Regions from separate parts of the Homo sapiens genome. Here region 1 is linked to region 2. The links are chromatin loops, found by intact Hi-C in ENCODE. Cell type or tissue: GM12878. All regions are shown on one strand. Each heading gives the region's core, and the rest is flanking DNA. Links, peaks and the distances in the headings are about the cores only.

Region 1 (16,330 bases), core at 3,911-11,910, 170 kb after region 2:
TGGGACGCATTCCACGCAGTGTGTAGAGGGAAATTTATAGCACTAAATGCCCACAAGAGAAAGCAGGAAAGATCCAAAGTTGACACCCTAACATCACAATTGAAAGAACTAGAAAAGCAAGAGCAAACACATTCAAAAGCTAGCAGAAGGCAAGGAATAACTAAAATCAGAGCAGAACTGAAGGAAATAGAGACACAAAAAACCCTTCAAAAACTCAATGAATCCAGGAGCTGGTTTTTTGAAAGTATCAACAAAATTGATAGACCGCTAGCAAGACTAATAAAGAAAAAAAGAGAGAAGAATCAAATAGACACAATAAAAAATGATAAAGGGGATATCACCACCGATCCCACAGAAATACAAAGTACCATCAGAGAATACTACAAACACCTCTACGCAAATAAACTAGAAAATCTAGAAGAAATGGATACATTCCTCGACACATACACTCTCCCAAGACTAAACCAGGAAGAAGTTGAATCTCTGAATAGACCAATAACAGGAGCTGAAATTGTGGCAATAATCAATAGCTTACCAACCAAAAAGAGTCCAGGACCAGATGGATTCACAGCCGAATTCTACCAGAGGTACAAGGAGGAACTGGTACCATTCCTTCTGAAACTATTCCAATCAATAGAAAAAGAGGGAATCCTCCCTAACTCATTTTATGAGGCCAGCATCATTCTGATACCAAAGCCGGGCAGAGACACAACCAAAAAAGAGAATTTTAGACCAATATCCTTGATGAACATTGATGCAAAAATCCTCAATAAAATACTGGCAAACCAAATCCAGCAGCACATCAAAAAGCTTATCCACCATGATCAAGTGGGCTTCATCCCTGGGATGCAAGGCTGGTTCAATATACGCAAATCAATAAATGTAATCCAGCATATAAACAGAGCCAAAGACAAAAACCACATGATTATCTCAATAGATGCAGAAAAAGCCTTTGACAAAATTCAACAACCCTTCATGCTAAAAACTCTCAATAAATTAGGTATTGATGGGACGTATCTCAAAATAATAAGAGCTATCTATGACAAACCCACAGCCAATATCATACTGAATGGGCAAAAACTGGAAGCATTCCCTTTGAAAACTGGCACAAGACAGGGATGTCCTCTCTCACCGCTCCTATTCAACATAGTGTTGGAAGTTCTGGCCAGGGCAATCAGGCAGGAGAAGGAAATAAAGGGTATTCAATTAGGAAAAGAGGAAGTCAAATTGTCCCTGTTTGCAGATGACATGATTGTTTATCTAGAAAACCCCATCGTCTCAGCCCAAAATCTCCTTAAGCTGATAAGCAACTTCAGCAAAGTCTCAGGATACAAAATCAATGTACAAAAATCACAAGCATTCTTATACACCAACAACAGACAAACAGAGAGCCAAATCATGAGTGAACTCCCATTCACAATTGCTTCAAAGAGAATAAAATACCTAGGAATCCAACTTACAAGGGATGTGAAGGACCTCTTCAAGGAGAACTACAAACCCCTGCTCAAGGAAATAAAAGAGGATACAAAGAAATGGAAGAACATTCCATGCTCATGGGTAGGAAGAATCAATATCGTGAAAATGGCCATACTGCCCAAGGTAATTTACAGATTCAATGCCATCCCCATCAAGCTACCAATGACTTTCTTCACAGAATTGGAAAAAACTACTTTAAAGTTCATATGGAACCAAAAAAGAGCCCGCATCGCCAAGTCAATCCTAAGCCAAAAGAACAAAGCTGGAGGCATCACACTACCTGACTTCAAACTATACTACAAGGCTACAGTAACCAAAACAGCATGGTACTGGTACCAAAACAGAGATATAGATCAATGGAACAGAACAGAGCCCTCAGAAATAACGCCGCATACCTACAACTATCTGATCTTTGACAAACCTGAGAAAAACAAGCAATGGGGAAAGGATTCCCTATTTAATAAATGGTGCTGGGAAAACTGGCTAGCCATATGTAGAAAGCTGAAACTGGATCCCTTCCTTACACCTTATACAAAAATCAATTCAAGATGGATTAAAGATTTAAACGTTAGACCTAAAACCATAAAAACCCTAGAAGAAAACCTAGGCCTTACCATTCAGGACATAGGCGTGGGCAAGGACTTCATGTCCAAAACACCAAAAGCAATGGCAACAAAAGACAAAATTGACAAATGGGATCTAATTAAACTAAAGAGCTTCTGCACAGCAAAAGAAACTACCATCAGAGTGAACAGGCAACCTACAACATGGGAGAAAATTTTCTCAACCTACTCATCTGACAAAGGGCTAATATCCAGAATCTACAATGAACTCAAACAAATTTACAAGAAAAAAACAAACAACCCCATCAAAAAGTGGGCGAAGGACATGAACAGACACTTCTCAAAAGAAGACATTTATGCAGCCAAAAAATACATGAAAAAATGCTCATCATCACTGGCCATCAGAGAAATGCAAATCAAAACCACTATGAGATATCATCTCACACCAGTTAGAATGGCAATCATTAAAAAGTCAGGAAACAACAGGTGCTGGAGAGGATGTGGAGAAATAGGAACACTCTTACACTGTTGGTGGGACTGTAAACTAGTTCAACCATTGTGGAAGTCAGTGTGGCGATTCCTCAGGGATCTAGAACTAGAAATACCATTTGACCCAGCCATCCCATTACTGGGTATATACCCAAATGACTATAAATCATGCTGCTATAAAGACACATGCACACGTATGTTTATTGCGGCATTATTCACAATAGCAAAGACTTGGAATCAACCCAAATGTCCAACAATGATAGACTGGATTAAGAAAATGTGGCACATATACACCATGGAATACTATGCAGCCATAAAAAATGATGAGTTCATGTCCTTTGTAGGGACATGGATGAAATTGGAAACCATCATTCTCAGTAAACTATCGCAAGAACAAAAAACCAAACACCGCATATTCTCACTCATAGGTGGGAATTGAACAGTGAGATCACATGGACACAGGAAGGGGAACATCACACTCTGGGGACTGTTGTGGGGTGGGGGGAGGGGGGAGGGATAGCATTGGGAGATATACCTAATGCTAGATGACGAGTTAGTGGGTGCAGCGCACCAGCATGGCACATGTATACATATGTAACTAACCTGCACAATGTGCACATGTACCCTAAAACTTAAAGTCTAATAAAAAAAAAAGAAAGAAAATAACATAAGAGAAACTCTAGTGATCTTGAGAATAGCAATGAGTCTTTTGAGATGCAACACCAAAGGCACAATTCATGAAAGAAATAATTCAGAAATTGGACTGAATTAAAATTATAAACTTCTGCTCCATGGATAACAATTCCAAGAGCATGAGAAGACAAACCACAGACTAGCAGAAAATGTTTGCAAAGAATATATCTGATAAAGGACTGTTATCCAAAGTATAAAAAGAACTCTTAAAAGTCAACAATAAGAGAATGAACAACCTGATTTTTAAAATGAGCAAAATATGAACAGATATTTTGCCAGCTATACAGAAGACAAATAAGCATATGCATAAATGTTCAACATAATATGTAATTAGGGAATTGCAAATCAAAACAGCCGTGTGGTAGCTAACACTTATTAGAATGGCCAAAATCCTAAACATTAATAATACCAAATACTGGTGAGTATGTGGAGCAACAGGAATTCTCACTCATTGCTGGTAGAAATGCAAAATGGTACTTTGGAAGATAGTTTGGCAGCATCTTATAAAACTAAACATACTCTTACCATAATATCCTTCACCTTTGCAGAAATGAACTAAAAACGTATGTCCACACAAAAACATGCACGTGGATATTTATAGAAGCTATAGTCATAATTGCCAAAACTTGAAAGCAATCAAGATTTACTTCAGCCAGTGAATGATAAACTGCTACATCCAAACAATGGAATATTATTCAGTGCTAAAAATAAATGAGTTATCAAACCATGAAATACATGATGAAACCTAAATGCATATTACTAAGTGAAAGAAGCTAAAAGGGCTACATAATGAAGATCCCAACTATATGATAGCCTGAAAAAGGCAAAATTATGGGGACAATGAAAAGATTAGTGGTTTCCAGGGGTTAGGCAGGAGGGAGGAATGAATAGGCAGAGCACAAGAGGATTTTTAGGGCAGTAAAGCTGAGGTAAGAGGTGACACTCAAATCTGGAGGTGGGGCTCAGACACCAGACAAAATTGAGGACTAGCTAAAGCAGGGATGGGGTGGAAGCAGTTTTCCATAAGGCACACTTACCAGTGTGCTATGGCAACACCCAGGAGTAACCGCTCCTTTCCATGGCAATGACCCAATGACCCAAAAGTTACCTCTTTCTTAGAAGTTTCTGCATAGACCATCCCTTAATCTACATGTAATTAAAAGTAAGTGTAAATATGACTGCAAAACTGCCCTGAGCCACCATACTCAGCCTATGAGGTAGTCCTGCTCCATAGGAGCCCTCAAAGAGCTGTAACATTGCCGAAGCTGTAACATTGCTGCTTCAGTAAAGCTGTTTTCTTCTACCCTACCATTGACTGCCCTTGAATTATTTCCTTGGTGAAGCCAAGAATCCTCACAGGCTAAGTCCACTTTGGGGCTTGCCTGCCCTGCATCAAAACTACTCTATATAATACTAAAACAGTGGATACATTATATATTTGTCCAAACCCATGGAATGTACAACACCAAGGGCAAATGCTAATATATACTATGGACTCTGGGTGATAATGGTGTGTCAATGTAGGTTGATCAACTGTACCAAATGTACCACTGTAATGTGGAATGTTGACAGTGGGAGAGGCTGTGCATGTTGTGGTGACAAGAAGTATAAAGGAATTTTCTGTACTTTCCACTTATTTTTCTGTTAACCTAAAACTGCTCTACAAAAAAAAAAAATATTAACTTTAGAACATCTTTTAAGTAATGCCTGATTTTCTCTGTAGACTAGTACTTAAGAATTGGACATGTTAGCAAATCAACTGCAGCAAAATTGAAAATAATGGCTTTAATGGATTGGGCCCAGTGGCTCATGCCTGTAATCCCAGCATTTTAGAAAGCCAAGGTGGGCAGATCACTTGAGGTCAGGAGTTTGAGACCAGCCTGGCCAACATGGTGAAACCCCATCTCTACTAAAAATACAAAAATTAGTCGGGCCATGGTGGCACACGCCTTTAATTCCAGCTATTCAGGAGGCTGAGGCAGGGGAGTTGCTTGAACCAGGGAGGTGGAGGTTGCAGTGAGCCAAGATCAAAACACTGCATTTCAGCCTGGGCAACAGAGCAAGACTCCATCTCAAAAAAAAGAAAGAAAAAGGAAAAGAAAAGAATGGCATTAGTATACATACACATACATACCTACTACTTATAAGATACGAAAAAATTTTAATTCATGTTTCTCTTTTTCTAGTTTGCAGACTTTGTTATTTAAAATTGCTTTCCAGATTTACACATGTGAAATGTATTTGATGTCAAAACAATTTTAAAATTATTATGTATTGACAGAGCCCTAACAGAAATTCACTAATCTGTGAATGAATGTTTGATATATCTTAAACATTAAAAATATCACTATTGTGTGCTCAAGGTATAAAACCAGACGATGCAACATGAGCGGATGGTCTGTGTCTCTCATCCAGCACCCAGGTATTAATAAATGCTGCTTATGCCTTAGCACACTGATTAAATGGCACACGTTAGTGCTTTCTCTTTTTACTTCCTTAGGAATTTTCCTTTCTAAGAAAACTCTTGGGGATTTTTCTTAAAGTCAGATTTTAGCACAATAACAAAAACAAATATGAAAATATTTTAAACTCTTCATTTTTACATTGTTGGTGCATTTTTGGAAAATGCATTTAAAAAGAAAGGTGTTGATAAGTTATTGCTAATAGGACACCTATTAACATCGTGAGACACAACAATGTTCTATAGAACAGGACTTGGAAAACTCTTCACTATATGATTAAGCCCTTTCATAATAAAAAAAGATATTCTATTGACAAATCCTAAGTTAACCGACAGCATCTTTCTTTCATCCTGGTAAATATTGACAGTAATGTAACAGTGAAGTTTGCTACGCCATAGTGTTATTTCTTCTCTTCTAAGAAACACTGCTGGAAATAGTACATAGTGTATTTTTGAAAAGCTGGTGGTCTCCTGATGTACTCATGCATGTGGAGCATGTTAGAATTAGCAGAAATTATTAAAATCTGTCCTTGAAGATGCGAATTCTTCAAGAAATAATGTGTATTAAATTCACAGCTCAGTATTTCATTTTTGTTTTAATTTGATAGATGGATCTCTCACGATCTCTAATGATTCCTTCCTGTCTCTATACAATCATCCTGGAGGGAATATTTCTCATCTTAAAAAGTTGGACAAGAACTCTTTAATATCTCTACTTTAAAGCAGGAGTTATATTTATTTTCTTTTGTGTTGTATATAGAATGTATTTGTAAAATGTTCAAATAATGACAGCAAAAACACAAGATTCTATAACTGTTAGTTTTAGAATGTATGTATGACAGTACAGGGAGGCCATGTGAAACAACAAAGAGCACTGTGACCACGGATCATTCATAGAGACAGAAGATTGTTGCATGATGCAGGCTTACCAAAATTTCTCAGGTTTTGTTGATTCCTATCCTCTAATGAATTGATTTTCTTTAAGTAAAGTTTCAGTTACTGAAAGAGAAGAACTATAAAAGTTGTTTTCCCATTGTATAAGAAATACACTTCAATACTCATTGCACCTTATGGTTTTGATACAAATATGTGCTGTTGATGCAAACAAAAGTTTATATAAAAGTTACCTATAGACAAAAAAAATGATGTAAATTTGCAGTGTGGATGCAAATGAAATTACAGAAATTATTTTTGAAGGCAGAACACTGACTTATAAATTTGCTTGGTTTTTCTTTTCCGTTGCATACATTAGGTTAGTTCAGTCTTTTTCTGTGGTTTAGTCATATATTATTAGGTATTTAGAGATATAATAATTAAACAATCCAATCCTGCAACAAATACCAGTTTGCTAAAGAAAACCACAAGATAGAAAGTGAGAACATAACTGTGACAAACTTGCTATTGCACCACTTTGGTAGAAATACAAAGAAGGACATAACAGGTTGAAAGCATATGTGTCACACCGTGAAAACAATCAGTTATTTGCTTTGCTATCTTTTGTATGAACCATTCCTTTTCTTAAAATACAAATTTAAGCACATTGTACCTTGTACTTCCAAAGTTAAAATAATGGAGTGCTCTAAATTAAAAATAAAAAACAATAGCTGTGATAGCTCCCATTTTGGGAAGTATTACAGTCCTAATTCCTGAAAGAAGCTCAACATGACATTATCTATATGTTTATTTTGAATATTGTAAATTCTTCTCCCGAGTGGAAAGTAGAGGGTGTGGAACTTACAAATTCCATTGTGTAACTTATCTTGGGAGGGCCGGATTCCGTTAGTGTATCTCATTTTTCAGACAATTTTCTGACCTTGTGGAGCAATTAAGGAAGACCTCTTCTTGGCTGCTTTGCTAAATGTTCTTAGTGCCATCTGCTGCATGCTTCCGGCTACTGTAGGGGGAACTACTCTAGTTAATAGGAGCTTACGAAATAGAAAGAGCTGACATCATATTTATCAAATGGCAGTCCATGTGTGGAAAGAAAACACACTATTAAAGCATTCTGACATAAAAAACACTTTGGAAACTATCTTAGAAATAGTTAATAACAATTAGTTTTGTAATTCTTACACTAAAATTATATCTTTAATGTATTCCATTTCCTGTATAAAATGTCTATGTGTAATAATTTCATCTGATACGTAATTTAGCATTAGCTATAGCTCTTCTACAGTCAAGCTATTATTATCTTTCAGCTTGCTCCTTAAACAAACTATAAATCTATTGCATTTGGAAGCAGCAAAAATAATATAATGCCACTAATAAAGTCTATCGGGAGACATTCATATTGCTTTTTTAATTAAAGGGCTTCTTTTTGATTTAAAAAAGCTAGTAAATAAATAGGACAGATATAAAACAACTAAAAACCAGATGAACCATTATCCTGAAGAGTATTTCCAAAGATACATTTTGATAGCTAACTACTATTTCCTTTCTTCCCTCCTTCCTTCCTTCCTTCCTTCCTTCCCTCCTTCCATCCTTCCTTCCTTCCTTTCTTCCTTCCTTCCTCTCTCTCTCTCTCTTTCTTTCTTTTGTATTATACTTTAAGTTCTGGGGTACAAGTGCAGAATGTGCAGGTTTGTTACATAGGTATACACGTGCCATGGTGGTTTGCTGCACCCATCAACCCGTCATCTACATTAGGTATTTCTCCTAATGTTACCCCTCCCCTAGCCCCCCACCAACCGATAGGCCCCGGTGTGTGATGTTCCCCTCCCTGTGTCCATGTGTTCTCATTGTTCAACTCCTACTTATGAGTAAGAACATGCAGTGTTTGGCTTTCTGTTCTTGTGTTAGTTTGCTGAGAATGATGGTTTCCAGCTTCATCCACGTTCCTGCAAAGGACGTGAACTCATTCCTTTTTATGGCTGCATAGTATTCCATGTTGTATATGTGCCACATTTTCTTTACCCAGTCTATCATTGATGGGCATTTGGGTTGGATCCAAGTCTCTGCTATTGTGAACAGTGACGCAGTAAACATACGTGTGCATGTGTCTTTATAATAGAATGATTTATAATCCTTTGGGTATATACCCAGTAATGGGATTGCTGGGTCAAATGGTATTTCTGGTTTTAGATCCTTGAGGAATCACCACACTGTCTTCCACAATGGTTGAACTAATTTACATCCCCACCAACAGTGTATAAGTATTCCTATTTCTCCACATTCTCTCCAGCATCTGTTGTTTCCTGACTTTTTAATGATAGCCATTCTAACTGGCATGAGATGTTATCTCATTTGGTTTGGATTCACATTTTTCTAATGACCAGTGATGATGAGCTTGTCTTCATATGTTTGTTGGCTGCATAAATGTCTTCTTTTGAGAAGTGTCTGTTTATATCCTCCGTCCACTTTTTTATGGGTTTGTTTTTTCCTTGTAAATTTGTTTAAGTTATTTATAGACTCTGGATATAGCCCTTTGTCAGATGGATAGATTGCAAACATTTTCTCCCATTCTGTAGCTTGCCTGTTCACTCTGATGATAGTTTCTTTTGCTGTGCAGGAGCTCTCTAGTTTAATTGGATCCCATTTGTCAATTTTGCCTTTTGTTGCCATTGCTTTTGGTGTTTTAGTCATGAAGTCTTTGCCCATGCCTATGTCTTGAATGGTATTGCCTAGGTTTTCTTCTAGGATTTTTATGGTTTTAGGTTTCACATTTAAGTCTTTAATCCATCTTGAGTTAATTTTTGTGTAAGATATAAGGAGGGGATCCAGTTTCAGTTTTCTGCATATGGCTAGCCAGTTTTCCCAACACCATTTATTAAATAGGGAATCCTTTCCCCATTTCTTGTTTTTGTCAGGTTTGTCAAAGTTCAGATGGTTGTATACATGTGGTGTTATTTCTGAGGCCTCTGTTCTGGTCTATGTATCTGTTTTAGTACCAGTACCATGCTGTTTTGGTTACTGTAGCCTTGTAATATAATTTGAAGTCAGGTAGCATGAGGCCTCCAGATTTGCTCTTTTCACTTAGGACTGTCTTAGCTATATGGGCTCTTTTTTGGTTCCACATGAAATTTAAAGTAGTTTTTTCTAATTCTGTGAAGAACATCAATGGTAGCTTGATGGGGATAGCATTGAATCTATAAATTACTTTGGGCAGTATGGCCATTTTCACGATATTGATTCTTCCTATCCATGAGCATGGAATGTTTTTCCATTTGTTTGTGTCTTCTCTTATTTCCTTGGGCAGTGGTTTGTAGTTCTGCTTGAAGAGGTCCTTCACATCCCTTGTAAGTTGTATTCCTAGGTATTTTATTCTCTTTGTAGCAATTGTGAATGGGATTTCACTCATGATTTGGCTCTCCATTTGTCTGTTATTGGTGTATAGGAATGCCTGTGCTTTTTGCACATTGATTTTGTATCCTGAGATTTTGCTGAAGTTGCTTATCTGCTTAAGGAGTTTTGTGCTGAGATGATGGGGTTTTCTAAATATACAACCATGTCATCTGCAAACAGAGACAATTTGACTTCCTCTTTTCCTATTTGAATACCCTTTATTTCTTTTCTCTTGCCTGATTTCCCTGGTCAGAACATCCAATACTGTATTAAATAGGAGTGGTGAGAGAGGGCATCCCTGTCCTGTGCCGGTTTTCAAAGGGAATGCTTCCAGCTTTTGCCCATTCAGTATGATATTGGCTGTGGGTTTGTCATAAATAGCTCTTATTATTTTGAGATACGTTCCATCAATACCTAGTTTATTGAGAGTTTTTAGCATGAAGCGGTGTTGAATTTTATCAAAGGCCTTTTCTGCATCTATTGAGATAATCATGTGGTTTTTGTCACTGATTCTGTTTATGTGTTGGATTACGTTTATTCATTTGAATATGTTGAACCAGCTTTGCATCCCAGGGATGAAGCCAACTTGATCATTGAGGATAAGATTTTTTATGTGATAGCTAAGTACTATTTAAATGGAGAGAAAAGACTGCTTGTGATTACCTTATTTTGAAGAATAAGGAAACTAGTATCCAAGTATGCAACTCTATGACTCCTTAACCAGCAAACACCATTTGGACACATGGACTGTAACTCTTCCATAGACTGATACTGATGATAGAACTATATCCCTTTTATTACTTCCTTAGTTAGTTTTTCTTTTCCTGATAAAGCATTTATCATTCTAAGACCTGGTGTGTGTTAGGATGGCTGTCAGTTATGACCAAGCTCATGTGTCTATTCTGGTTCTAATCTGTCCCCTTACTCTAATACTTAAGATTCAAGGAAGAATGTGGCTACTCCATTTTTCAGCAGATGCTGTTCCAATTCTCACCTGACCTGGTGTACGGTTCTTTGGATCACTTGCAAGGGGCTTCACTTGCAAGAAGCTTGGTAATTTCAACGAGATTTTCTCATTTGCTATAATAAGCTTGTTGACATGCTTTGTGGCAATAATTATATAGTTTAATCCTTAATAGTCTGATTTATTACCTAAAATATGTAAGTATAATGCCCAAAGAGGACTGCCCCAGTCTTTATCTCTTAAACTGTCTGCTGGTAACTCTTATTCTGTAACAATCTCTTGAGCTAGTTTTTCTTTGCATTCCAGAGAATTATGCCTTTCTTTTACCCTGTCTACAGACCATTCTCATCTGGCAGATAATTAATATATTAAAGAATCTTATTCCTTGTAGTGTTTTAAAATCATCACTTCCTAACAACTACACAAGCCATTTCTTCAATTTTGGAAATGAAGCAGACTATGTGGTAATGCAAAAGGTGTTTAATTATGTATAAAACAGATCATAGTTGCAAAATGATAAAGAAACTAGAGGCATTATAGTAAAATACTGCAAGGAAAAAACATGATTAAAAGTGCTGCAAGCTAATAACAAATATATTACAAAAATACTTAGATTGACAGAACTCTTTAAAGAAAATATCAGTCATTGTTTCTAAAAGCCAACTGATTACAGTTGATCAAAAGCTTTGACACCAACCAGTGCTAGGTATGAAGAAACAATTTTTTCTCAGAGAGCCTTTTTTAGTGCTTTATCAAGTATAATCTGTCTAATATCTATCTGCAGAAAAGTGGCGAGGCATTCCCAAGACTTTCTTGGATTCGTGCTTTGATGCCTAAAATTTAAACTTCCCTGGGTGCGACCATAACATATTTTTTCATCTGTTGATTATAGTGATTATAACTTTAGGACAGCATAACTGTTTTTATTTCCTTTTCAATTCAATTTTCTGATTGTAATATTCACTCTATTTTGTTGACTAAACTAGATCAGATTAATTTTCATGGCAAAAGAAGTGGTACAGTGTATGAAAATATTTTCTGTTTTGTTATGTTATAAAGCACTACCCAACCCAATATAATCTCATAAAGTTTAGTATTAAAAAGGCACCTCTAATCAACTTTTCAAAATAATGAATTAATGTGCCTAAAAATATAAAGAATGCTTCCAGCATGAACATGGCCATGAAAGTCACCATTTTCCCCTTTTCCTATGGGAAAATACAGAAAAGCGACAAGAACAAAACAAAACCTGAAATCTACATTTTTAGTGAAACTAGGAAACAAATATATTCCAGACTCAAATCACATTTAAGGGAGTCTAAAGAAAAAAAAATTACATTACTACTGGCAGCGTATAAGAGGTCTAGTTCTTCCATAACCTTACCAACATTTGGTATGGTCAATGATTTCAATTTGATTCATTCAAATAGATGTGTAGTTCTATTTTGTTATAATCTTAATCTATATTGTGCTAATGCAGTGATGCCGAACACGTTTTCATATATTTATTTGCCATTTAGCTATATTTGTTGAAGTATCTATAAAAATATTCTATTTCAAAATTGAGTTGTTTTTCTCAGTATCGTGTATTGTTAATTTAAATTTTGCTAATCTGGTGGTAGGCAGTGGGGGGTAGTACTGTTATCTCATTAAGACTATAAGTAATATTTCCTTAACTGTAAAAAAGTTAAAAACATTTTTAAAGGTTTATTGGCCTTTCTGACACCTTTTTGGGCAAATGCCTATTCATGTTATTTTGCCCATTTTTTTCTGTTAAATTTTCTCTTTTTATTGATTTGTAGGCATTCATTGCATGTTATGAATATGAGTCTTTGTTAGCAAATGTCTTCTACTCTGGCTTGTCTTTTAGTAATTTTATAGCACCATTGGATGAACAAAATTCTTACTTACTTTTTTAAAAAGATTTTTTTGTAGAGTCAGGATCTCGCTATGTTGTCCAGCCTGTTCTCAAACTCCTGGTTTCAAGTGATTCTCCTGCCTCAGCCTCCCAAAGCACTGAGATTACAGTGAGCCACCACACCTGGCCCAAAATTCTTACTTCTAACATAAGCATGTTTATTGATCTTTTCCTTTGTGGTTAGTGCTTTTTATGTTTTATTTCAGAAATATTTTTTTTCCCAAATATCATGAATATATTTCCCAATGAGGTTTGCGGCAGTGCACAGTGGTTCACGCCTGTCATCCCAGCACTTTGGGAGGCCAAGGCGGGTGGATCACGAGGTCAAGAGATTGAGACCATCCCGGCCAACATGGTGAAACCCCATCTCTACTAAAAATACAAAAATTAGCTGGGTGTGGTGGCGCATGCCTGTAGTCCCAGCTACTCGGGAGGCTAAGGCAGGAGAAGCTCTTGAACCCAGGAGGCAGAGGTTGCAGTGAGCCGAGATCACACTACTGCACTCCAGCCTGGGTGACAGATTGAGAATCTGTCTCAAAAAAGAAAAAAAAAAAAAGTCCTTTTCCACTGCTCTACACTGCTTAATTCAATGCTCACAAATGCATGACTGTTTCTAGGTGCCCTCTGCTGTCCCACTGGGCAGCCTTAGTTATTCTATATTGTGTTAATGTTACTAAGTCTTGATATCTGGTAAGGATATATGCTAACTTGTCATATTTTACAAACTAATATGTAATATGTGTATCATTTTGCTTTTTATTCCTTCATGCATCTCACATCTTCCATGTAGGGTCATTTTATTCTTATTACGTAAATCCTTTAGGGTTACATTTTAGTGCGGTTTTGAAGGTGGTGAACACTCTTATTTTTCTGTGTATCTGAAGATGCCTTTATTTTACCTTCACTTTGGATAATAACTTCACTGGCTACCTATCTTAAAACTTCGAAGCTAGTATTCTACTGACTCCTAGCATCCTTAGTTGGCATTATGAAGTTATCAAACTGCTGTTCTTTTGGAGGCAGTCCATCTTTATTTTTCTGTTGTATTTAACATGTTTTCTTTGCTTAGGCATTTTGCATTTTTGCTATTGTGCATCTACATGTTTGTATATTTTTTAATTCAAATTTTATTGAGAGAATTATTGATTCAAATGTAGTTATAAGAAATAATACAGGCCAGGCGCAGTGGCTCATGCCTGTAATCCCAGCACTTTGGGAGGCCAAGGCAGACATTATCACAAGGTCAAGAAATCAAGACCATCTTGGCCAACATGGTGAAACCCCGTCTCTACTAAAAATACAAAAATTAGCTGGGCATGGTGGCACACGTCTGTAGTCCGGCTACTTAGGAGGCTGAGGCAGCAGAATCACTTGAACCTGGGAGATGGAGGTTGCAGTGAGCTGAGATCGCGCCACTGCACTCTAGCCTGGCAACAGAGCGAGACTCTGTCTCAAAAAATAAACAAATAAATAAATAAATAAATAAAAGAAAGAAAGAAATAATGCAGAGACTGGGTGCAGTGGTGCCAACACTTTGGGAGGCTGAGGTGGGAGGCTGTCTTGAGCCCAGGAGTTCAAGACTGATCTGGGCAATATAGTGTGACCCCTTCTCTACAAATAATAATAATAATAAAAACTATTAGCCAGGCGTGGTGGCACATGCCTGTAGTCCTAGCTACTCAGGAATCTGAGGCAGGGGGACAGCTTGAGGCTGCAGTGAGCCATAATCGTGCCACTGCCCTGCAGCCTGGGCCACAGAGTGAGAGTCTGTCTTTTAAAATAATAAGAAAGAAAGAAAGAATGCGGAGATATTTTGTGTACACTTTCCTATTTTTCTCAATGTTAAAATTTTGTAAAACTATCGTATAATGCCACAGCCAGCATTTATACAATCTACCAATATTATTCAGATTTCTCTAGTTTTACTTGTACTTATTTGTGTGCATGCGTGTGTTTAGTTATACACAATTTTATTACACGTATAAGTTTGTGTGTCTACTACCTAAATCAAGATAAAGAATACTTCCAATACCACAAATATCCTCCATTTTGCCCTTTTATAACTACATCCATCTCCCTACTACAGTCTCCTGGCTCTAAGGGGACAAACTATAAAGATCAATTTCTACTCATATTATTTTAGATCTTCCCATATTAGTTTAGATACTAAGAACATGTCTATAAGACATGTTCTGTGTCTTTTAGCATGTCTTTTGCACTTCCTATCTTTTTGTCCCCTTCATGCTGCAATCTGAAAAGTTTATTCTAACCTATCTTCCAGCTCACTAATTTTCTTTTTAATCTAGTCCGTTGTTTAATCTTTCCACTGAGTTCTTAATTTTAGTAACAGTTTCAGGATGAGAAGATTGGTTTGATTGTCTTAAAATCAGTAACACTTTTAAAATAACTTTCTGTTTCTTTTCTTTTCTTTCTTTTTTTTTTTTTTTTTTTTTTTCTGACAGGATCTCCCTCTGTCCCCCAAGGCTGTAGTGCAGTGGTGCGATCTCAGCTCACTTCAACCTCCGCTTCCAGGGTACAAGCGATTGTTGTGCCTCAGCCTACCGTGTAGCTGGGACTACAGGCACGCACCATGACCACTGGCTAATTTTTGTACTTTTAGTAGAGATGGGGTTTTACCAGGTTACCCAGCCTAGTCTTGAACTCCTGACCTCAAGCAATCTGCCTGCCTCGGCCTTCCAAAGTGCTGGAATTACAGGCGTCAGCCACCGTGCCCGGCTTAACTTTCTGTTTCTTAAGCTCGTTTTGTTGATATATATTTTTAGCTTGTAAGCATAAGTTGTTTTATAATATGTCTGTTAATTTCAGTATCTGAATTTTTATGGATCTCTATTGTCTGTTTTCAAGCAAGGGCTTCTTTACTTCTGGTTCATGCTTATTCTGAGGATATAGCTCTTTTCAGACTCTGCAGTTAGGTAGAAACTGATTTTGGAAGTGTGTTCCCTTGTATCAGGATGCTGCCAAAACCACAGTTCAGTTTCACAGTTGTTTCTTTCAATAGATAAATACCCTCTGGGCAAAAGCAAGTTTTAGTTTGGGACATAAGTCTCTGAATTTTTAGTTTATCCTAGATTTAGCCAGGTAATTTTTTACTATCTTGTTAGCTCACTTACGCTTTTCAGAAATCTTTGAAACATTTTATCTAGCTTTTTAAGTTGTTATTTCAGGATGTTGTGGGCCCACCATACATTATTCTGTATTATTTTAAAGTTTGAATCATGTAAAATAGTATGAATTTAGAAATTACACATGCACACACCCCCACACCACACACAGGTTGAGGAAGGACTCTGAAGATGTACTTGTGAGAATAGGAAAATTTGGGAGAATTTTATCAAAGCTATCCACACCATAATACTCTGTAAAATCAGCCACACAACCATGGAGTCTGTGTTTTGTTATTTACTTTTGAGGCTTAAAAAAAAAGATGTACAGATTGCCAAAACTTCTTGGCACAAATACAACTA
Region 2 (16,330 bases), core at 4,519-12,518:
GTGCAAAATGGGAGCCAGGCCATGGGAAGGGGAGGCTGGGGTTTGTTGTCTGCTGCGGGCATTTGACTTGACTTGTCACTGCACTATATTATGTCTTAATCGATGGCCCAAAGGGTACTTTGCATCACATACAAGTTTTCACTTCGTCAGCCTGTCTAAGTGAGCACATGACTATACTTCTGAAAAGTGGCATTATTAAAAATAATAAATCTCAGTAAGAATCAAATGGAAGGTTGTTTTCTGCTGCTGTTTGAATGTGCTAATAAAAGAGACAACTCTATTGTCCAATTGCCAAATTATTTCAAGTTACGTGACATATCAAAAAATTGATTCCTGCGTCTCTCGTCATAGTATATTTCCTCTTTCCATCTTTTTCTTCTGAACCCATGACTAATTTATATAACTTTGGTTTAGAGGAGACCAATTTAACAAAAAATAAGCACTACATTTACACTGAATTATCTTTAATAGAATCTTAGATAATAAAAGTATCTTCAAATATAGATAGATATCCAAAATAATATATTCAAAGAGACATTATTAACTTTTTAGGTTATTTTATTATTTTTTCTTACCTGAAAGTGTGCTCATGTATTTAATAATCATCGCCTCTCATGAAACACTTGGTAAGCACTACTTTCATCTTGCATTGTAGTAAAATAACTTTTGTGATCTAGTCTTGTCTTTCTAAGAGCTCTTAACTTTTTATAGACCACGCTGGCTTTAACTTGTAAAGCAAAGTAAACACAGTTACATCAACATAAAATTTGAGGCAATAAAGAGTTTGGAGACATGAATGCATCAGTTATTTATAGTTTTTAAACAGTTGACTGAATTTTACCCTATTAAATCATCCATTTGTTTGGTCTACAAGACACAAGATTATCTGTTAGGCTGGGTCAGTAAGAGGCAAAAACAACTGGTCAGTTCAATTTAAAACAGTCAGATTTAAAGCTGTTTGATGCGCGTGCATTAAGAAAGCTCAGAGCTGGGTGAGGCCAGGAGAAAAGTCTGCCACTGAAACAGGTGATGAGAGTGGGCTTCAGAATTATTGTCTAGACAGAAGGAGAAGAGCAGTAATCTTGCTTCAAACCATATAAAGCTACCCGGTGTTGGGATTTCAGAGCCTACAGTCATGGGAGGAAGGAACCTGAGGAAAGGCAATTTTGCTAAGTCTTCATGGTTTCTTGCTGACTCTGACAACTTATTTCTTGAAATCCCAGCCCCATATGTATCCCAGATAATATATTATCTGATTATACTTAACCAACATTATTAAGAATTTTGTTAAGTACTAGGTATTAAGTACTTAGAATATAAAGTAGCCCTGTATTAAAGTAGCTCCCTGTGTATTGAAAGAGATCATTATATATATATAAAGAAATAATTATGATAGCATACAGTAAATCCTCAATGTCATTAAGTTCTGAGAAACTGTGACTTTAAGTAAAATGACATATTAAAAAAACTTTTTTTTTTCCTCTGTCAATGTTATCGAGGACCTGCTGTACATTGTTTCACTTAAAATCACAGTTTCCAAGATCAGGTGATTAAGTTAGTCCAAGTTAGGACTTACTGTATTTGATTTGTATACAAAGGCTATGGGATTATATTTACTCCCTCACAACAGTCCTATGAGGTAAGTATAGGACCCCTATTTCTCATAGGAGGCTCTGTAGCTTAGACAAGTGAAGCAACAAGCTAAGGTCACATATGCTGAGAGATGAACCAAAGTCTGACCAACTCGGGATCCTGCCATGCTAAGTGCTCTTTGTCCTCTACTAACTGCTGACAGTTAAGCTACATATTAAAGAATGAAGAGTTCACGAGGTGAGAAAAAATCCTAAGCTATTTCTCTGTGACGAGGCAGCTCCTGGCCAGCTTGGTCTCCCACAAGTTGCCTGAACGACTCTGCCTTACGATGGGGGTGGGGGATAGGAAAAGGAGGCAGGTGGGCTCTTCTCCATTCCCTGAAACCTCTTTGTAAGCCTCTCTCTCTCTCTCTCTGTCTCTCTCTCTCTCTCTCTTCCTCCCTCTCCCTCTCCCTGCTCTCTCTCCCCCCTCCCCTGACCACTCACCATTTGCACTATCAAACTTCATGAATACATAATATGCAGACTTCAGGAACAGTTTGAGTAAAGGAGATAGAACAAAGAATTATTCTTTAAATTTTCAAAAGTAGTTTTGTCTACCCTGCCTCCTCCGATTACCCCACCTGCTGCTCATTAATAACCCCAGTCTAGGTTGTCAGACCCAATAAAACAGGGGTCTCCAATCCCTGGGCCACGGACTGGTACTGGTCTGTGGCCTGTTAGGAACTGGGCCACACAGCCAGAGGTGAGCCAGGCAAGTGAGCTCTGCCTCCTGTCAGTTGGCAGCAGCAATAGATTCTCATAGGTGTGTGAACCCTGTTATGAACTGTACATGGGAGGGGTCTAGGTAGCGTGCTCCTTATGAGATTCTAATGCCTGATGATCTGTCACTGTCTCCCATCACCCCTAGATGGGACCATCTAGTTGCAGGAAAACAAGCTCAGGGCTTCACTGATTCTACATTATGGTGAGTTATATAATTATTTCATTACATATTATAATGTCATAATAGAAATAAAGTGCACAATAAATGTAACGCACTTGAATCATCCTGAAGCCATTCTCCCCCTGGGTCTATGGAAAAAACTGTCTTCCACAAAACCAGCCGCTGGTGCCAAAAAGGTTGGTGACTGCTGCTCTATAGCTCTTACCACAGAACTCCTTTAATTAAAGTATATACCTATCTTATCACATACTTGGTGGTCAATTGGTTTTTGTAAATGTAAATGTATTAGTTGGATTAAAAAAACCCACAATTGTCCCATCATCCCAGCAGAATCTCCTTTGGATCATCTTGATCCATGCCTAATGCTGAACAAATATCTCTGACCAGAAAAATGAAATACCTTGATAGACAGGCTTGTGTCAAGAGTCCAGCCCTGGATCTAGGAAATCCAGGCAGTTGCACCCAAACCACATAGAAAAGTTAGGGTAGTTCTCCCAAGGCAATATGGATGCTACTAGAAAAAAGAGAATGCTTCTGCCTTAGAGAAGGACATGTTGGGAAAGTTGTGTCTGCTCTAGATCCATTTTTTCTCTTCTCTCAAGACCTAGGAAAGGTGGGACAAAAATTCTCAAGATTGGCCACATCCAACCACACTCACTCTGATGACACTCATCTTCTCCTCTCTTCCAAATTATGGAGCCACTCATCTGGTGCCTTAAATATTTCTAAGACTCCAGACTGACATTTTGAGGAATATGGCATTATAATTATATCTATAGCACGCAGGAAGACATACGGCTAACATAAAATACACTAAAACATATCTGTTAAATGGAATAATAATAACACCTACCTCATACAATTATTTTGAGGATTAAAGTAAATAGTAAATATTACATTTTTAGGACAAAACCTGAATTCATAGTAAGTGGCTTAATAAATGTTAGCACCTATAACCATTATGCATAAACCTAACTTTGTGAAGTCTAAGTTAACCTTGTGAAGACTTCATATGAACACAAAACTCTTGGACAAATCTGGCCTTCATTTCCTGATCATTTATCTGATCCACCACCACTGATACAATGTCCCTTTCCAGTACTGGTAGATAAAAACAGAGGAGGATTTGTCGTCTGTTCAGGTGATAGGAGTGCTAATTTCAATAGCCCATATCACATAATGCTGTCTTCAGGCCATTCTGTGCATCTTTGTCTTCAGGCCATTCTGTGCATCTTCAGTAGGGCTGGTTGTTCCTTCCTTTTCTAGACCAACCTTTGCATTTAGTGAGCACCACCTCTTAGAAGCAGACAGAGAACACCCTCTCTGACCCAGCCCAACAGAACGAGTCTAGCTTTAGAAAATGTGCTTTCTAACCACCATTTTCAGTGCCATTTCCTGGATGATTTCATTAGCAAGCCTCACAATCTTTCTGTTCCAGAAATTCTCAGCCTCTCAAGGTTCTCTAACTGCCTTCTGCAATGCAAGGTTCCCAACCTATTCTCTACCTGCAAATCTGCTCCCATATCACTGAATTCTCCCCAATTTCTCCAGGAGCAGAGGAACTGAGTCGTTTCACTGAAATTACCACCTTTTTCTTTCTCCTTTTCTGTATAGTCAGTCTAGGTTCTCTCTTCAGATGCTGGATCATCTCTTTCATCCTCCTTTGCATGTACTTTAATTCTATCACTCCTTTCCCTATTTATGTCCCGCAACATGCAACTGCGGCTTTTCTGATTATGTGTGTTATCTTATCTATTCATTCCTCTGCATTTTCCAAGTTCTATCAATACATAAAATCATCAGAAACCACACGCCTACATCACTCTAGCTTGTTCCTGCCATCATGTTCACTCCACCCTAAATTCATGTTTTTTCCTAATGTTTTGCCTTTGGTTTTCATTGAGTGTTTATTAAAGATGCTTCTTGCATTGGCTATGCGTTTCTGTCAACTATTTTTTCCAGTATGTCACTGAATACTTTTTGCAAATATTTTTGTATGATTGTTTTACATTTTATTATTTAGTGTCTGCAAAAAGAATTTTTTTCTACTGAGTGGTTGTGTTTTCTTCTACTATAGAGTTCTTTTTTAAGACAAAATATACTATTCTTTATTTTTATCATAGAACAGGCATTTTCAGTCTGTTAAAAAGTATGGAATGGGATCAAGTGTAATTTTAGAGGCTTCTCATGTTTCTTTTTTTATTCCAACTTTTATTACAAGTTAAAGGGTACATGTGCAGGTTTATTACATGGATAAACTGCATGACACTGAGGCTTGAGGTGTCAGCAATCTCATTACCCAGGCTGTAAACATAGCACCCAACAAATGGCTTTTCAGCCCATGGCCCCTCCCTCCCCTCACTAGTGATCTCAGTGTCTATTGTTCCCATCTTTATGTTCATGTGTATTCAGTGTTTAGTTCCCACTTATAAGCGAGAACATGCAGTATTTGGTTTTCTGTTCTTGCCTTAGGTCACTTAGGATAATGGCTTCCAGCTCCATCCATATTGCTGCAAAGAGCATGATTTCATTCTGTTTTATGGCTGCATAGTATTCCATCATGGTGTATATGTACCACATTTTCTTTATCCAATCCACTGCTGTTGGGCACTTAGGTTGATTCCATTGTCCTTGCTATTTTGAATAGTGCTGCAATGAACATATGGGTGGATGTGTCTGTTTTGATAGAATGAATTCTTTTCCCTTGGGTATATACCGAGGAGTGGGATTGCTTCTACCATAGGGCACTTAACTTTTCATATGCTTTGGTTCCCTTTGGTGCCTGGTGATACCTATAGACTCCTTCTCAGAATAATGAAGTTAAACTCCTTTAAAAAGTACATAGGAGGAAAATGAAGCCAATTATATTGAAAGAGTTAAAAACATTTTAACAACAAATTTTTGGTCTGGCGTGGTGGCTCACACCTGTAATCCCAACACTTAGGGAGGCTGAAGCGCGCGGATACTTGAGCCCAGGAGTTTTGAGAGACCAGCCTGGGCAATATGGCAAAAACCCATCTCTACAAAAAAAATAAATAAATAAAAATTTTAAAAAAAGCCAGGCACGATGGCACACACCTGTAGTCCTAGCTACTTGAGAGGCTGAGGCTTGCAGATTGATTGAGCCTGGGAGGGAGAGGCTGCAGTGAGCCTTTGTCACACCACTGCACTCCAGTCTGAGTGACAGTGAGACCCTGTCTCAAAAAACAAAATAAAACAAAAATTTGTCATCTAGCAATACATATGACTTCTTTACTGAGGTATTAAAAGAAATCTAGTGACAGGTCCAATAACTACAGTGTTTTTGAAGCTGTGATGAGCATAAATACTAGTTGATATTATGAATATGTGTGATTCTGTACTGACAGCAAGGTCACAGGTACTACTATGCTATTGTGGTTTCTTACCTACAGTGATAAATGAAAGAAATTTTAAATTACAATTAGAGATTAGAAAAAAGAAAAGATGCACTTTTTTCTCTTTTAGTTCACAGACTTCCTGAACTCCTGCCTGGGACTATTGCAGGAATAGTATAATAACCCATTATACGAGTTTAATTTACCCTGTCTCTCCAGGACTTTGTAAAACAATTATACTCTCACATCAATCATAAAAGAATTCACAGCTAGTATGTATTTTTTCTTTTTATGATTTATTCCAATAATGTTATTATGAAACAGCTTCTTGAAACTCTTTGTAAATCCCTTTGAAATAATTCAAGTTAAAAATAATGACATAAACAAGTAGCTTAGTGTATGGCACAGGGACTGTACACAAACACAAGATGGTAGAATGAATGCACAACACAGAAACTGAGGACTCCACATTGTTCTGGATCACTGCTGTTCAGTCTACAAAAACTCAATCTCCTTTTCATAAATCCCAAAGTTTCACCTCCAACTCCCAAAACAGCTAGTTATAATGCTAAAGGGATCCATAGCTATTTCTTCAGTTGAGAATCAAAATAAAGTCTATGATTTTGTTGCCCCTAGCCAGGATTTTCTTTCATGCTAGCTTGTATTCTAAAAACAACACTTTTGTTTTGTGTGGCTTCTGCTTTTCTTTGGTCTAATTTCACCATCTGACATAGTTTGGATGTCCCCTCCAAATCTCATGTTGAGATGTAATCCCCAGTGTAGGAGGTGGGGCCTGCAGGGAGCTGCTTGGGTCATGGGGATGGATCCCTCCTGGCTTAGTGACGTCCCCACCACAAAGAGTGAGTTCTCAGGAGATCTGGTCCTTTAAAAGTGTGGGGCACCTCCCCCTGCCCTTGCTCCTGTTTTCCCCATACGAAGTACCAGCTCCCACTTTGCCTCCCACCATGAGTAAAAGCTCCCTGAGTCCTCCCAAGAAGCAAGCAGATGCCTGCACCATGCTGCCTGTACAGTCTGCCGAACCGTGAGCCAATTAAGTGTCTTTTCTTTATAAATTACCCAGTCTCAGGTATTTCTTTATAGGAATGCAAGAATGACCTAACACGGTATTATATCAAATATATTGTTTGATTTCTCAACCATGTACACTAAGGTGGAGACTTCTACACTGGAAGTATAATAATTGGGCTCAATAAAATTGCAAGTAACCAATATGAAGTGCTCTATGACACACAAATTAAAAAAAAAAACACTCCTATTTGAAGGTTTTTTTTCTAAATCATAGCAACAGTAAATTTTAAAATTACAAATTAATTTTGACTTTATAAATCCACCACCTGTATTTCTGGCAGTTAAACTATTGGAGTCCCCTTTTCCTTGGGGTTTTCTTATCCTTCTGAAAGCAGCTACAGGCTGAAGTAAAAGTATTTTCCAAGATGTTCTTTTGTAAATGTGTAACCCCCCGATGACATAAAGCAAAGTGTGCATGTTGAGTTTGGAAGGGTTGGAGATTTGAGAGCTAGAAGGGTAACAGAGGGGAAAATGTCTAGAAACAGTGGAGGGATAAAGGGCAACTTGGATCAATGGGGAATCCTGTCTCATTCCATAGTAGAGCAATAGCTCAACAATGGTCAGGCTATATCCTAAAGCCAGAGAAACAGTGGTCAGTCATGGTTCAATTTCACTTTTGTGCTCCAATGTTAGAACTAAGTTTTTCAAAAATTTATGACAGGTCACCAAGTTATAAAGGAAATGGTTTATGAGAGCTGGTTCCTGTACTGTAAAACAATTTCCACTTACTCTCCTCTCTCTCCCTGAATTTCATCATCTCCCAAGTGCCCCCCACCCCCAGGCTCTCTGCTTTTTGATTCTTCCATTCTGAAGAGGAGAAGGCAGATCTTCCCCTGCATTCTCTGCCAAGGACTCACCCCCTGCTCACTCATCTGCGTTCTGCCACCACAACTTCATAGGCAGCTAAGATCAGTGCTCAAATTTTAAAGTTGCAACCATTTACCTTGGGATCCTGTTAAAATACACATTCAATTTTAGAAGTCCAAGATGAGGCCTCAGATAATGCATCTCTAACACACTCCCAGGCAGGACCTATTATGTCATTTACGAGGTCTAGTACAAAATAAAAATCTGAGCCCGCATGTTAAAAAATTCTTAAGATTTTCAAGATAGCAACAGCAGAGCGTGAAGCCAAGAGCAGGCCTCCTGAGTGCGAGGGCTGGTGTGACTGCCCAGGACCCAGGCCTATGAAGCCGGTCCCACCTCCAAGTGATGCAGGGGTTGGAGGAGCTCAGTTTGCACAGAAAGATTGAATGCCCAGGCCTGGAAAGCAGAGCCTTGTGACGGGCCACACTTTCCACTGGCCTTTCTATCTACTAAGTAAAACCAGCAAAAACACTCATGATTTTTCAGTCTAGATCTCTGATTCATCGATTAAAATTGATAAGTTGGTGACCCTAGAGTAATGCTCCAGAAATGCACTTCTTTTTCTTTAAAACACTCTTGATGAAAGCTTTCCAATTATAAAGAATTAAGAAACATTCTTTGAGCCTTTCTTTAGACAATGATGGAAGAGGAAGGAGGCAGGACAAATGGGAAGGCCCCAGAACCTTCACTCTTGCTCTGAGCTTTGCTCTGTTTGACGATTTTATTGGGGGTAGGTGAAGGGGGATGTTGATGCGGGTCAGTCAGGCAAATTTCACTTTTGTGAAAAGATAGATGGAGACTAAGAAAGATAGATTCTCTCCCTCTCTCTCTCTTTTTTTTTTTTTTTTTTTTTTTTTGAGACAATATCTCGCTCCGTCACCCAAGCTAGAATGCAGTGGTACAATCATGGCTTACTGAAGCCCCAAACTTCTAGGCTCAGCCTCAGCCTCCTCGGTAGCCGGAACAAAAGGCATGCACCACCACACATGGCTAGTTTTTAAGTTTTTTTTAGAGATGGGGGTCGGACTATGTGGGCCAGCCTGGTCTCAAACTCCTGGCCTCAAGCAGTCTTCCTGCCTTGCCCTCCCAAAGGGCTGCGATTACAGGTGTGAGGCACCACACCAGGCCTGATTCTTTTACTCTAATAGCAACCACAAACCAAATATAACTCTGAGCTACATAAATCCTCTTTCCTAGGAAATCAGGCTATCAGAACCCTAGTTGTTGGAGAGTTAAACAAAGTTCTACCACTTTAGGGTTGGATTGCCTCTCAGTTCCAAAGGTAACAGGAAGCCCAGTGTCAGGGTATCACCTGGCCTCCTGCAATCCCAACCCTCCTCACCTTCCCACGCTGGACTCCTCCCTGTTAGCTGCCATTAGGGCATCAGATGGATAGGAAGTAGGAAAATAGGAAATTCAAAATAGTGTATCTAGTGGCATGTTCTCACCTCCTAGGAGGCTGTGAAATATTTGTGAATTTCCCCTGCTTTATTAACAGGCAAATAGCAGTTGTATTACCTGGTTCTTCTCAAAATTTAGTTTAAAAAGAAATCTCACTCTGCCACACTAGCATTTGGCTCAAAATTATGAACAAGGGTTTGTCTGCAGGCAGGGGCCTCAACCCTGCCCTCTGTTGGTGAGAGCTAGAACCTCATAAAATAAGCGGGTGTAGTGGCGCATCTCAGCCACAAGATGGCAGCAGTGCTTCGTGCAGGTCCGAGAAGACGCTGAATGCAGAGGGATCTTTTGAGAGTCAATGCTGATGCGCTAGCCTTCAGTAGGGAAAATTTAACTAGGACTGACTAAACCTTAAGGTTAAGGACTAATCTTGTGGGGCAACTGCCTTTTATATGGTGTAAAAATATCTGCTTGAGAATACAGTATAAGTATTTTATAATTATATGCATACTCAAATCTTTTTCATCTTTATCTCCACCAAGAATCAATCAAGAGGTTTTGTTTTGGTGAATGAATTCTGAGTTTTGACTCACCTCCCTTGAGATTATAGGTTCATTTCCAGTCCCCAGGTGTGTGTGGTCAGAGAATCTCTGTCGTTTCCACTTATGGAATAAAGTTGCCCTGTCCCTGGGACCAATGCCACCATGCTCAAGCACAGCCATGTGTGGACAGGCCACGCCAAGGCCAAGTACCCGGGACAGGGGGGCAGAGAGGAGGCATGAGCAGCAGGGAGAGAACTTCTCAAGGCTGGACCATGAGCCACCACTGGAAGGTGCGTAAGGGGCTGCGCACTCTTTCCGGGGGCTGCCACAACAAAGTACCCAAAGCTTGTGGCTTAAAACGACAAGAACTTCTTTTTAAAACAAGAACTTATTTTACCGTTCTGGAGGCCAGAAATCTGAAATCAAGGTGACAGCAGACCCACACTCCCTCCAAAGGCCTCAGGGAAGAATGCTTCCTGCCCACTCCCAGCTCCTGGAGCCTACTGGCACTCCTTGACTTGTGGCAGTAGAACTGCAGTCTCTACCTCCATCCTCACATGGCCTCCAGGTGCCCCCTCTCTTCTTTTTTGATCTCTTATAAGGACGTTTGTCATTGGACTTGGGGCCCACCCTAAGTCAAGGCCTTCTCATCTCAATATCCTTACCTTAATTATATCTGCAGTGACCTTTCTTCCAAATAAGATCACATTCAGATGTTCTGAGTGGACTTTTATTTTGGGATGGGGGTCATCATTCAACCCACTACAGGTGGGAGGTAGGAGATTCCTTGACACCACTCTAATTATTCTCACCATGATTATGGAATTTCAATCAATGTGGAGAAAAGCCAGTAAACATCAGGACAAAGCAGCAAAGTTCACCTGACTATGAATGTGGGAGCTTCTAGAGATGCATCATTGGCAAAGGCACCCTCTCTCCCCAGAGATGTCTCTTTGAACCCCTCTGTGGAATCTGTGAAATAACTCCCTAGTAACTTGAACCCACTAGGATTTACAGCATTTCAAAATGTGTGTGATTAATAACAATCTAATAACGACACTCTAATTTGTGTACAAATACCATAATATTAACAAAAATACTATAATACAAACATATTCTAATTCAATTAGTCTTTTGTGGTGAACAGGTATGAGCAATTGGATCTATAACCTCATAGTTAATGAGATTATATAACTATATACCATTGGGCAGAAAAAACTGTGATAATGCTACCTACCCTGCTTGCCTAAGAGAAATGTCTATCAAAGTGTTTTTAAATATATAAAACCCTCTAAGAATGAAAGGTGTGCTTTTCTTTCTCGTCCACTTCTGCAGCACATACAGGCGTGTGTGAGTATGTGTAAACAACAAACACTGAACCTGATCCCGTGCGACTCAAAGTCCAGTCCTCTGACCAGTAGCACCAGCAACAGCTGGGAGCTTGTCGGAAATACAGACCCTCAGGTCCCGCCCCGAACTGACTGAATCAGACTCTGCTGTTTAACAAAATCCCCGAGTGATTCATAGAGATACTAAAGTTTGAGAAGCCCTGCTCTAAATAATCTCGTTTGGTAAGTTTTATTCACTAAAATGGGAGTCCTAAATATTTTTCTCATAATTAGCTCCATAGGAAGCATCAGGTGTGAGCAGTGGTTGGCACAGGGAGAGAAAGAAGGCACTTTTACCCAGTATGTGGTCCTCCTTTGCTGACAATCCACCCTCCTTCCCCAGCAAACCAGATTATGAACCTCAGGAGCAGTGCCTGACTTAGACATCAGTTGGGTTCACCTTTTATGACTATGAAAGATCAATGGGGCTGCCCTGATTGAGGAAGAGTAAGTACTGTGATCTTGACTCTGGCCTTTTAATGTGGCATTTTCCAAGACAACTGAAAAAGTAACTGCAAGGGCGTGCCAGAAACATTGGTTTAAAAAAAAAAAAAGGAAAGGGAAAATATTAAAAGATAAGAAAGACAAAAGAGCCCATTGGAGAATCCTTTGATTTTTCTCACCCCTGATTCCTTATAGGAACAATGTGAATAATGATAACATTCATCTCAATCAGGTAAGACCCCTGTTGTGAAAGCATTCCGCTTTGAGGTGCCCAGATGGAAGGTGCTTTACAAATAGAGAATGATGGCAGCTGGGTTGGCATTTGTGTGGTCGCTTACTATTTAAAAGCAGAGAGTGCCTGACAGTGCTGCAGGGTTTCACTTGGTCCCACTGTGGGTTGGCGAGCTCCCTGGCTGGGTCCTGGTTGCCAAGGAAACTGCTACAGAAGAGATTGAGACTGTCTGGGTTCTTGGTTGATTGGTGGAGCTGAGAGCAGCATTTTATATAAGAAATACGTATTTTCAGTGACCAGAGCAAAAGTAAATAATGGCTACTAGAAGGAATCACATCCATCTTCTCCAACAGAGTTCATTTGGATAGAAACTCTTAGCAATGAAGAAGTAGCCTTCTCAGGAGCAATAAATAGGACTTAGAAATCTCCAGCTCAAACTTATGTGCTCTATGGGGAGCCATTGCCTTAGCTGGGCACAGGAGTTTTATCATCCTCTTTTAGGCAAACCTGGGAATGTAATGACTAGGTCAGCCTCAGATCACATCCTTGCCGTATGTTGGCACACCACTGATTAAGGACAGCAGAGAAATGCTGTCTTGCCATCTTTTCTTAGAGGGGGGACAGGATTTGTATGTGGCATTTGTTGATCTTGCTCACTGCGCATCTGTGAACTTTTCTTGACTGCCTCCCAGGTAACATCAGCTATTCCTCTGTGTTCCCATAGTACAATATTCAAGTCTTTATTATCACATTCTACTACAATTTGTCGGGGGGTGGAGAGGGATCTACTCCTTTTACCAGTCAAGTAATTTGCTTAAAGTCAAAGATTATGTTTATTGCTCTATTACAAGTGCCTGGCACAGTATCTAACATAGCAGGTCCTCAATAATTATTTGAGTGAATTGCCTGCCCTTAGTGTAGGCTGAGTGAAGGTTGAGCAGACACAACAATGACTTTTTCAGAAAACCTCAATGAAGCAGAAACAACACAATCATTATATGAAAGACATACTAATCGCCAGTAGTTTACATAGTTATTGCATCTAACTTTCGTATTCCTGCTAAAGCTGTAAGGTACGTAGCATTGCCCACACTTACAGGAAAAGACAGTGTATCCCAGAAAGGTTAAGTAAGTGACTTTGCAGGTATCACAACTAGTCAGTTAAGGAGCCAGTATTTGCATCCAGGTCTATCTGATTGCAAAGCAGTGTTCTTAGCCATCATGCCAGGCTATCTCAGAGCCTTCTAATGAATCATGTAGAGCCCTGCATATGGTGTTCCCCAGAGTTGAAGGACACAAGCCCCTTGCAATGATAGAACTGTCCTTGGTGAAAAGGCATAAGGTAAGATAACAGGTTGGATGGGATTCAGCTGGGACCTAAGATGTGTGCATAATGTTAACAGCACAATAACAGAGAAAAGGTATGCTGGGGGTCAAATCCAAGCTCCAGAAATTACTAGCTTTGTAGCCTTTTGCAAGGAATGAAAATACTTTGTTCTTCAGATCCCTCATCTCCAAGTTGAGGCAAGTTAATATTATTTTCTTAGAAGGAAAAATTGTAAGAATTTTAAAACAATATTTGCAAATGTGCATAGTACAGCTCCCAACACATAATGCCTAATGAATTATCACCATCATCTTTACTATCAATACTATCATGCTCATTATAGGTGTTATTTTCATTATATAAAGTGTTTCACTTAAAAGCCTAAGGAGCTGCCCAAATTTAAGCATAATTTGAATATCATTGCAAAACCACCTCCTTTAAAAGGTTAAAGAAGCTGGGAAGATGTTACCCAAGAGAAGAAAGGATTCTGTCTGGTCAGTTGACATTCTCATCACAACCTGCCAACAATCCATTGTGAGGTTTGCATAAGTCATTTGACGTCATTGCCACAACTGTTAAAGAAGGTAGTAAAAGTGAAGGATAGTTTGAAAACTACAAAGAACCATACAGAGGTTCTTACTCTCTGCTTGTCAACTAAAATTCACAAAAACATTTCAGTTTTTCTTCCCTTTTTAAGACAGGTTGGGATGCCTTTGGGTCTCCTTACCTAGCCACACTCTCCCCACCCCTCCGCTGCCCATGGCCACTAGCTCGTCAGGGATAAAGAGAGGAGAGAAATGTGTATTCTTTCCATTAAACTCATGATTAAATAACAACATTTTAAGGATGAGGTCTGCACTTTCTATTTCTTGGTGGCTTTTCTAATTCTGTAAATATGCTGACATGTCTTTATAGGTAGAAGACTCTCTATGGCCTGGAGAAGCTATCCTCAAGTCATTTGACAGCCCAGGAGGCATATGTTGTAGTTACTTCACAACCACCAGTTGCTGGAGACCACAGTTAGAGCCAATCAGCAGGTTCTCTGAAGGGTGGGAGCCTCCTGATTGCCAATTTGTAGTATTTGCTGCCAAGGCTCTCTGTCCTCTTCAGATCAGCTTTCCCGGACCTTATTGTTTAACAGGCATTTGTGGCAGTAACAGTTCTCCAGTTACTGTGTTTTTCGGCTGTCATAAGACCATGGTCTTGTGGATGCTGCGTCAGTGTTCATTTTAATTGGACATCTTGATAACATCCACAGAACACAATTATCCAGTCTAGGGATGACCTACTTCCTCCTAATAGCTTCTTGAAAGCCACAGTTCCATGAAAGCTGTGAGATACTAAATTTGTGTTGTTTTCAGCCTCTAAATTTTTGGTAGTTTTATGCAGCAATAGAAAATAATATAATAACTGATGCGCACTCTCCAAAACTTTCAAGGTCATGAAAGACAAGGAAAGATTGAAGGCCTGTCACAGATTAAAAGAGAACAAAGAGAAGTGACAACTAAAGGCAATGTGAGATCCTGAGTTGCACCTGGGGACAGAAAAATACATTAGTTGTATAACTGGTGAAATGTAAATACAGTGTGTAGTTTAATTAAAAAAAAAGAAAAAAAGAAAGCCACAGTTCCAGAGCCTGTTAACTTTTATTCTATGGTGTTTATCCAGCTGAATTTCCTTTCCTCCCAAATGTTCTGTAGCTGATGGGATCTGTGTAAATAGAGATACTTCAGCTCAAATATTCATTCATTTTACTCAGTTAATGAAACCTCTACCTTTGCAGTTATCCAGTTATTAAGACGACAGCCCTGCTTGAGATTCTTGCTGCTTTCCATAGACAATTCCAGAAAGGCTGCAATTATAAGCAGTACAGTCTGAACGTGCTCAGCACACTCGGGCTGTCTAGCTTTGAACCAAACAGGCTTATCTTGGCTTAGAAAAAGAAGCCATAAACAGAGACAGAAATGCAGTTAAAGCATTATATTTAGCATTGCATATGCTTAGGTCAAAATCAACCTTCCAAAATAGTAGTGCCAGAAATTCATTTTAACTCCTGAAATGTGAGTGAATCCTAAAATGTTAAAGCTGGAAGGAACTACTCATTTTATAGAGGAAGTAACTAGGTCTAGACAGGTAAAATAACCTTTTAAGCTCCTCACTGGTGACAGAGCCAGCACTAGAACCCATTTATCATGAAGCCCAGTACCACCCCCACTAGTGTCTTAGAGACTCGTTTTTGTTTGCCCATTAGAGTTAATAAATGGTTCAAACTGTTCACAGACATTATCTCATTTGATTGGCACACATGTTGTATTGATTTCTATATAAAGACCTAGTAAGTGAAATAGAAGAATCCTGAACTGTTTTACAATTCCCTCTTCTCCACCTCTGGAGTTCACTCCTCAACTGGAAAGATCTCAATTTGAATCCATTTGTGTAATGTCAAAACGCCAAAGCCACATATCCATGTGCACAGAGGTAGCTTTGCTCTCTTGTTTTTCCTTGATACAGGCACAGGGATTCAGTGTAATCTGAGCAGGCTCAGGAGAATTATTCAGTGACAGATCCACAAAGGAAGCAAGGCAAAAAAGAGAGCACATGGGAGAGATTAGTTTGGAAGTGACTCTGTTGCTTATTCCTGGCTTTTGCTGACATTCAGAGGGATTAAGACAGCATGAAGGAAGAATGACTAACACAGCCGCCTGCTCGCCTCAGAGGGTGCAGCTCTTGTGGGTCTCTGCATTGCAAGAGGAATGGAAGGCGGGTGTTCAGGGCAGCAGGATCCCTGGGGAGGAGCCGAGTCCGCAGAACTGCCCATGGTCTGAGGGTGGTCAAGAGGCCTGGATCCCTATCTGGGCCCTGCCACAAGCTTGGCCGAGTCATTTACCCACCCAGAACAGCTCTCCTCACCTAGGACGTGGGAGAGTTGAACCATATTGGGGTATTAAACATCATGATTACTAATATTACTACTATCATTATTATTATTATTATTTGCAAATAAGAAGATGAACATGAAAAAGAGATTTTTTTAAATACATGGACTGACTTCGGCGATTGAGTGGGTGAAAACACTCCCACTGCAGGCGCTCCCCTGCCTGGGTCCCTGGAGCAGCCCCTGCACGCTCTGTTGAGCAGAGTCTGAAAGC

Evidence for each region. Hi-C counts contacts between places; a loop is a spot of excess contacts. Peaks named below come from ENCODE experiments on the same cell type or tissue, not always from the same donor. Only the 100,000 strongest peaks of a DNase experiment are listed, where the experiment ranks them.
Region 1: it touches region 2 in a loop (4-fold over the local background); 27 of 110 quality-filtered maps call a loop at or near these places.

Annotation. Positions count from the first base shown.
Region 1 is chr6:72,572,983-72,589,312 of GRCh38, forward strand. No RefSeq gene overlaps it. Among named protein-coding and RNA genes, the nearest start is that of KCNQ5, 41 kb to the right of the region's middle. In GM12878, for the core only: a CTCF peak has its summit at 7,569 (motif pointing left); no DNase peak of the experiment used is centred there.
Region 2 is chr6:72,402,861-72,419,190 of GRCh38, forward strand. It overlaps RIMS1 (regulating synaptic membrane exocytosis 1), which reads left to right. Exons shown (of 34, transcript NM_014989.7): 34 at 1-285. Among named protein-coding and RNA genes, the nearest start is that of KCNQ5, 210 kb to the right of the region's middle. In GM12878, for the core only: a CTCF peak has its summit at 9,505 (motif pointing right); a DNase peak (open chromatin) is centred at 9,511.